2 separate regions of the Homo sapiens genome follow, and region 2 is linked to region 1. Evidence: chromatin loops called from intact Hi-C (ENCODE). Cell type or tissue: gastrocnemius medialis. All regions are shown on one strand. Links, peaks and the distances in the headings refer to the core of each region. The heading gives the core; the rest is flanking DNA.

What was found. A loop is a pair of places that touch in the nucleus more often than their neighbours do. Peaks named below come from ENCODE experiments on the same cell type or tissue, not always from the same donor. Only the 100,000 strongest peaks of a DNase experiment are listed, where the experiment ranks them.
Region 2: it touches region 1 in a loop (2.5-fold over the local background); 7 of 110 quality-filtered maps call a loop at or near these places.

What each region holds. Positions count from the first base shown.
Region 1 is chr13:102,675,235-102,679,640 of GRCh38, reverse strand. TPP2 (tripeptidyl peptidase 2) reads right to left here. Exons shown (of 30, transcript NM_001330588.2): 29 at 3,226-3,345; 30 at 1-1,414. The coding sequence ends at 1,325. Among named protein-coding and RNA genes, the nearest start is that of METTL21C, 18 kb to the left of the region's middle. In gastrocnemius medialis, for the core only: no CTCF peak of the experiment used is centred there; DNase peaks (open chromatin) are centred at 1,080 and 2,280; H3K27ac peaks cover 3,221 bases.
Region 2 is chr13:102,615,180-102,619,585 of GRCh38, reverse strand. TPP2 (tripeptidyl peptidase 2) reads right to left here. Exons shown (of 30, transcript NM_001330588.2): 4 at 3,086-3,190; 5 at 740-864. Among named protein-coding and RNA genes, the nearest start is that of TPP2, 20 kb to the right of the region's middle. In gastrocnemius medialis, for the core only: no CTCF peak of the experiment used is centred there; a DNase peak (open chromatin) is centred at 1,685; H3K4me3 peaks cover 411 bases; H3K27ac peaks cover 2,272 bases.

The DNA.
Region 1 (4,406 bases), core at 149-4,148:
TAGCTAGCCCAGAAGGTGTGACCAATATGCTTATACATGTATTTATGTTTCTCATAAACGCTCTAACACTTCATGAGATACAGCAGAAACAGTTGGGAGTGACTAAGGATTACTGGTAGTAATTTTAAGCAGCAGTAAATCTTAAGAGAACAAGATAAAAAAATCATACATACACACAATTTGCCATTAGATAAGGGACTGTAAACTTTTCAATACTACTTTTGTCTGTTTATTTGGTGGAGGAATGACGAGAGATGCACGTGCAGTAGCCAAAGATAAAAATAATAAAAAGTTAGATATGCACAAAAGTTAATCATACAAGAACTGGAAATACATTCAAATAATTGTAAGCCTATAAGAAACACTGTAAAATAGATTATCTTATGTTTAACTTTTTTTGTCTATGTATTTAATGTATTATTTCTGTTATAACCCCAAATTTTATTTATGAAAAATTAAGACCAACTTTAAGAAGCTTCAATATTCACTTTTATTATTTATAAAAAAAAATTAAGGTACCAGAGTGCATATGGTGTACTGTGATCTTGGTTTTGCAAATTTATTCATGTGTTTTACATTATTTCAATTTTAATAAACATATCATATGTGTATCTTTACAATACCTGATAAAGATTCAGCTGTCTGGCACTTACACATGTATTCATAGAGTTCATTCTGATGCTCTGAACCTCAAGAGGATGTGAAAATGACTTGCCTGTAATTACCCCAAGATGAAGATTTATTGAAGCAGTTATGCTCCAGCAACTGCCACTCATTTGTGCTGGTTCTACTTTTTCCCCTTAATTGAATGTAAACATTTGCCAAAAAAAAAAAAAAAAAAAAAAAATTCTGGAAATGAAGTTCTGTTAGTTTTTAGTCCAATAAATAATTTTAGCTACGCTTAATGTAGCTTTTTTAAGGCCTTCATACAATTGAAAAAAATTAAAGTTGAGCACGTTAAAACCCTGTTCATTTATAAAATAAAAAATAGTACTTTATAGGTTTGCAGTTAAAAGTTACCTTCCAAAACCTATCATGCATGTCATAAGCTGCAACCCAACTCGAAGTCCTAGGTGCTGGCAGGCAGGGCACATCCCCGTGCCAGCAATGTGAGGCATTAAGAAAACACCATGATGTCAGAGGTCTAGATTTACATGTATTAAGCCACACGTCAGTGAATTCTCTGATAAATACATGTCATTTTAATAATCAGTACTGGATAGTGGATGAAAACATGCATTAGACTAAAAATGCCACAAATTTGTTTTTATACCCATTCACTATAAAACTTCCTTTTTTAAAATTTAAAGTCTTGTTTCCTATTTTAGAATACGCAATAATCGGGAGGATACATGATGGGGAGCCAGTTTTCAGTAAAAGATGCACAATGGGTCCATCCAAGTAACTTCATCAGCTACAACAAAATACAATAATATATTATTATAAAGGAAGTGACAGATTTTTAAGCTCAGTATTTAGAATAAATTCTGTATTAAATAGTAACAGTAAGGTAGTAGCATATAGAACCTTCCTTCCACCAACCGTCACCCACCCATTGATCCTCCTTCCCACCAACCAACTTTTCTTACTATCAACCAACTTTCCTACCAACCAACCTATTGTTCTCATCATTATCCCTACCAACTGTCCTTTTCCCTCTTTCCTATTAACCTGTGTTCCTCCCTTCTTCCTTCCAACTTACTTGTTCCTTTCCTTCCTACCAACCTAAGTTCCTTTCATTCATTTTTTCTGAGTAACTATCATGTCAAACACTGGGAAAACAGCACTGAACAAATTCACCTCCCACTTTCAGGAAAAGCAAATAATAAGCAAATTAATAAATGAATAAACAAGTAATAAGATATTTATCAGGTGTACAGTAGAAATAATATTTGACACAATATAAACTAACTGGGGAGTTAGATGGTTAAGAAAGGATCTCTATGGAGGTGATACTCCAGTTGAGTTTGAATGACAAGAAATCTGTGCGAAAATCTGGGAAAGACATTCCATCCAGCCAGAGTAGTTAGTGCTAAGGTCCTTTGGTAGGAAAAGGTGTGGCTGTTTGTGCTAAGCAGAGATGCTGGTGTGGCAGAAGCAGAGTTTGTATGGGCAAGTGTGATATGAAATAAGTCTGGAGAGGTAGGCAGGGGCCTTATGGACCACTGGGGAGAGTTTGGATTTTATTCCAAATGTGATGGAGATTCAACAGCAGGTGTCAAAAGGCATCTTTTCCAGCTGCTGTGTGGAGAACAGGCAGCGGGGGGGGCAGAGTGGAGGGCAGACAAGTTAAGAAACACTCCCTGATGTGAACGTCGGCAGGGATCACTGGCTTTACAAACCTAAGTGCTCACGGATCAGATTCCACATGATGAGAACCACATTAGACATATCAACACCTGGCTCCAGAAAGAGTTCTCTTAATCTAGTCAAAGATCTGGAGGAGCTAATTTAAAATGTCTTACAATTTGGACTGACTGGTGAAGGTAAACAAAAAGCTCTAAGAGTAAATATGAATATAGCTTACTCTAATTATCAAACATTTTCAGAGGAACCTACTGATCAGTTTTACATCCAAAGGGTACCTTACATATAAAGTATAATTAACCTGGACTTGCCCTTTAGCTGAATCTGGCACCACCAAACTCCCCTGCCTTCACGTATCCTTTAGGCATAAACCAATTAAGCATGTTCAAAGACGAGGTCAGACTAAAGTAACTTCTGTAGAAATCAGCTAAATTTTTTTACTTGACAACTAACTTGTGCAGAAACCTCAACTATAAAATTTCTCTGCACATAATATTGTATATGGTAAGATAATTTTAAAAATGCCTACCATCTCAAATGAAGAATAAAATCAAATATAAACTCCAGAAGTTGAACCATTTTAGAGTTGAGGCAACATGCCTTTAAAAGGATTTGTTTCCTTCATAAAGAAAAACTGGCTTCTACGGTTACAAAATTCAAAATGCATTTGCCCTTGTTGAAAACATTTGAGGCTAGTATCAGTTTTTTGGATAGCAGTGAAAAGTGTTTTTAAAATTTAAATAGCTTATTGACTGTCTCTCATATATTTATTCTATAGTTCATATTACGCTAATTACTGTAATAACTGGTCACAATAAAACCAGTATTGCTATATCACAGTCCTAATCCTTTCTAGTTATCTTGTCACTATGCAATATCAAAGTGATGCTTAACAGTGACATTTTAAATATCACTTACTTGAATACAATTTTTCCAGTTTTCTTTTGTTGGTTTTTCTTCCACAAGTTTAGTTGCAAATTTAAGGCCTCTCCCATACATTTTATTTACTAATGCATGTTTATATGCAAATGTCAAAACCTACAATGTAAAACATGATAAAGCTTGTTTATAAAATAATTTACATTTTAAGGCATTAGCTTTAACCATAAAATTAAGGCTTTAACAGAAGTGTAGCTTTTGAAATGAATATGGTACATAGAGTACATTTTTAAAAACTTTGAAAAAGAAAATTGGTGTCTTCAAAAGAGCTGAGTATTCCACAGAATGAACCATCTGTTTTTTGGGAAGAAAACTAATATGAGAAATTATTAGCCGTGGAAATCCACTTAAAAATACCTCTTCATGCACAAGAAACCAGAGCTAACATAAATAATTACAAAGATGCAAATCAGGATAGAAATAAAAAATGCCAAAATTGCAAATGAGGATAGAAGTAAAAAAACAAGTATTAGATTATATAAACATGGTTTCTTTGGTACAAGTTTTTACCTGTAATTACTGCATCTGTCAAATATACTTATAATCATTTATATATATTTTTGGTCTCTACTTTGGAATGTGGAGAATGTACTCAAAGAAAATCCTGACACTGATTTGTATTGTAAAGGCAACTAAAGTATTTAACAATTGTTGCCATAGACACAGTAAACACAGTAAACAGGTAATAGAATGCATAGCCCCTAATATAGTAGTAGTATTGCAAAAATAGAATGATCTATAACAATTTTATTATATGTTCATCAAGTGTTTGTCAATCTCTGTTACATTCCTCAAAGACAGAAAGCAGGTTCTTATTCATCTTTATGTTTCCAGTAGTAAGTAGTGTTTGGCACATAGGCCTTCAATAATTGTTTGCAATAACAGCAAATATTGTTGGGGACTTTGCATGTACTTAATACTCATTCATCACAGCCTAAGGCAGGTCGTGTAGATAAGAAACTAAGGTATCAAAATTTTGTAAGTTGCCTAAGGTCATACATAAAAGTGGTAGAGGCAGGAGCCAAACTCAAGGGCTCTAATTTCAGATTCAAATTCCTGACCTCTGCTGCAATACTGGCTCCTTCAGTTTCCCAAATATAACTGAGTAACTGAGTACCTTCTTTAAATGCACCACTGTACTGTGTTGGAAAAATCTGAAC
Region 2 (4,406 bases), core at 149-4,148, 60 kb after region 1:
TGTGAGAGCAGTGAGGAAGCAGTCATGGCATGATCTGTGTGTGCCCCACCTTGTGATGCAATTCTTTGTGTATAAGCAGGGACGCAGACTACAAGTAATTCTTGACTACAAGTTTAAGAAATAGTCCCTGTTTGTTTGTTTTTTTTTTGCAGAAATCCTAAAGCACACATATGGCTAAATATCTGTATTAACAATGTCTTCCTGTTTTCATGCAGATAGTAACTCAAGAAGGCAGACTAATCAACTCCAAGAAGCACATATGCAGTATATAAGGCACTAAAAAAGAAACTAAAAAACGTACATGATGGGTAACTTGGTATAAATCGCATTATTATTATTAGTTTTAGTAATAGAAACAGCAGCAGCAACAGCGTACATTGATTGCTTACTATATCTAGAAACATCAAATTTAATTTTCACAAAGCCCTGTAAGCACCACTATCTCAATTAACAAATGAGGAAACATTTCCAAATATACGGATGGTCAACATACTAATAAATTATTAATGAAGTAAGTTTATTTAAATCAGATAAAAGTCAGGTTTAGTGTCAATAATTATAACTAGAAGTTCAAGGGGCTTGTCCAAAACTACCCAGATGCCAATTTGGCCCTTAAATGATTTTGCTGAGTGATATCACGAATAAACCAAAATTCTGTGCAGCTCTGAGCATTTAATGTTTTTCAGAGTAGAAAAGAAAACATTTGTAAATGAAGATGTATAAAATACACGAAGTTTACCTCCAGACTTCGCCATCATGCCATACCAAGCAGTCATATACAGGGCCAGGATCGCTGTATTTCTTCTCAAAAGAATTTAGCAATTCCACTTGACTTTGAAGTTCCTCCTTGATTAGTTTATTTGCCTAGTCAGTTGGAAAACTGATTAACATTAGTACATTCTGTCCTTCTAAAAGTTGTATTAACATACAGCCAAAGATACAATGTTAATCCATAGTAAAATTATTTTACCCTGAAAAAATGTAAGAAAATTTTGTTCTATCTATGCAACTTGTCATTCAATTCAATGAAGCAGATACCCATTAATACAGATCTAATTAATAAAGATCTAAAAAACAGTTATTTTACTCAATCTCATTTATTCACTCACTAGGCCTGCTTTGGGAAATACACTGTGCTACACGTTGGTGATTCCATTTAGCCAAGATATGCTTGTTACATATTTGTTATCTAACTTATTTCCAAAAGCAACTCTAAAACTGCTACAAAATAGGTTATCTATTGACTTTTAGATTTTTATATCAGGACCTATTCTATCTCAAATTTATTTCTTAAGAATCCAAATAAATAATAAAACCCATGAATCATCTTATATCTTTTAGAAACTGCTATGTTAAATAGAAGCATTTAATGGGGGTAAGTGAAGCCTTATTTTAGCTCTGTGGTCATGAATAAAACCAAGTGCTTTAAATTCGATTACGTACACACTAGACAACAACTGGCACTAGCAGGTGTTACCTCTCCAAAACATTTCTCTAACCTAGAGTGTATATAAAAAAATAAGTTAGGTACTCAAATAATTAGGAAAATGACTGGTTTAAACAGAAATAAGCTGGGAGATAGAAAGGCATATAAATACTGAAATTGAGACGAATATCTCTAGACTATGTTACTATATTAAGATCCAGCAGGGGTTGACAAATCATGGTGCATGGGCCAAATCTAGCCTGTGACAAAGTTGTGTAAATGAAGCTTTACTGGAACATGGCCTTCCTGGTTCAGTTACATATTGCCTAGGTTTTCATGATACAAGGGGAGTGTTGAGCAGTCATAAGAGAGTACTAAAAATATTTACTATTTGGCAATTTATTGAAAAAGGTAGTCGTCTTTGATCAAAAGCACTTAATATTGCTTAAAATCAATCTGCCTTCTATAAATAGTGTGGTGTGAGTATTAACCTAGAGGGAAGAAATATGGATTCAAATCTCAATTCAGCAACTTAGCTGTGCAATCCTGAGCAAGTTATTTGTCCTTATGATAATCTGAGGCTGTCACATCAGAAACTAGTAGGATAGCAAATTATTATCTTGGCCAATAATTACTAAATTTCACGCAAATCACAATCATGTAAAGGCTATCACAAACATCGATGCTGTTTCTAATCCCACTTAGTAAATCAGAATTATCAGGGGATAAAGCCCGGAAAACTTAATTACTTTTAAAATAATTCAGGTGACTTAGAGATAATCAGTTCATCAGTATCAATTCCACAAATCAGTATATGGGAACCAAGGACTACACCCTCCCATGTTTTGAAACAAGGACCTTGAGGTCTAATATATTAACTGAAAAATGAAGTATTTTGAAACCCTTTTTAAAAGTGACAATAATACATATAATTAGAGAATACATAGGCCGGGCACGGTGGCTCATGCCTGTAATCCCAGCACTTTGGGAGGCCAAGGTGGGCGTATCACAAGGTTGGGAGTTCAAGACCAGCCTGGCCAACACGGTGAAACCCTGTCTCTACTAAAAATGCAAAAAAAAAAAACTAGTCGGGTGTGGTGGCACGTGCCTGTAATCCCAGCTACTCAGGAGGCTGAGGCGAGAATAGCTTGAACCCGGAAGGCAGAGGTTGCAATGAGCCGAGATCACACCACTGCACTCCAGCCTGGAACAGAGCGAGACTCCGTCTCAAAAAAAAAAAACAAAAAACAAAAAACAAAACCATACTATATGGTTCCATTTTACACAAATCAAAATAGGCAAAATCATCTGCAGTGTTAGAAGTCAAGGTGGTGGTTGTCTTTCGGAAGGAAAAAGGGAGCAGTGACAAGGAAGGGGCACAAGAGAAATTCCTAGGTGCAGCTTTCATGGGAGAATTCATAACCAAACACAATTTATGTACTTTTACCCTACGTGTATTATGTGTTAAATTTTAAAAATTCATACATATGTACATTGACTTGAGGATAAATAATAAAGGAAAAATTAGTAAAATTAACCAACTTAAAAGAAAATTTGTGAAAAAAGAAAACTTGTGGAAAAACAGTCTATTAGTTCTGTAGAAACTCTATGGGAATATGGTTCTAGGGTAATGTTTAAATGAAATCGACTAGCACCAACTTGAGAAGAGCCGTTGTTGGCAACATCAAATTCTTCCTGTTTTCTACAGGCTTCTGCAAGGGCCACTCTGTGAACAGGGTCCCAGATTTTTTCCTTCCGTTCTTTCTGCAAAGACAGAAAAATTACCTTACAATTAGGCTGACAAATACTCAGGTAAACCTAGACAGGCATTTATATGTGGACTTTGTTGGTACAGTTGTGATACTACACAATTCTCATAGAGAGGTTTTAAAAAATCATTTTTGGCCGGGTGTGGTGGCTCACGCCTGTAATCCTAACAATTTGGAAGGCTGAGGTAGGCGGATCACCTGAGGTGAGGAGTTCGAGACCAGCCTGGCCAACAAGGTGAAACCCCGTCTCTACTAAAAATACAAAAATTAGCCAGGTGGGGTGGCAGGTGCCTGTAATCCCAGCTACTTGGGAGGCTAAGGCACGAGAATCGCTTGAACCCAGGAGGCTGAGGCTGCAGTGAGCAGAGATTGAGCCACTGCACTCCAGCCTGGGCAACAGAGTAAGACTCTGTCTCAAAGAGAAAAAAAAAAAAAGTTTCTAATGAAGCAGATAAAGCCATGGATCACTTACTAAAAACTGGTTAGTCAATTCATTGCACCCAGGGTTTAAGAGAAGTTTACCAAGACACATCCAGATGTATTTTTATGTATCATATTCCCCAATTTAAAACCTTCTCTTCTCCAAGAATACTGACTGAATTCCCAGTCATTAAAAGGAAGAAAATGTTGTATTCTGGGCCCATACAAAATTGGGAAATGCCATAAGCCTAGTGTACGCAGAGGACTAGAGTAAGACTACAGCTGCATTTTGACAGACAATGCAGGCATCCTCAATGTCCTCCCTATTTTTTTTTCCATCCTCTTTGACTTGATAGGGTTCTATGTCACTGAAATTGGTTTTAACCTTTATCTTCAGTGTCTTTAACTCACGGTAACTCCCAACGCAGCTAAAGGAACAGTCCACTTCAACAACACTATATTTGCATATTAAATCACATCTTATCAACACAGCTGATTACATTTAATATACTATATAAAATGCAGTCATGCAATGGTTCACACCTGTAGTCCCAGCACTTTGGGAGAATGAGGCAGGCGGATCACTTGAGCCCAGGAGTTCGAGACCAGCCTGGGCAACATGGTGAAACCCCATCCCTACAAAAAATACAAAAATTAGATGGGTGTGGTGGTGCGTGCCTGTAGTCCCAACTACATGGGAGGATTGCCCAGGAGGTTGAGGCAGTAATTAGCTGTGATCATGCCACTGCATTCCAGCCTGAAATTTTAAAATAACATATTATGTAATAGAA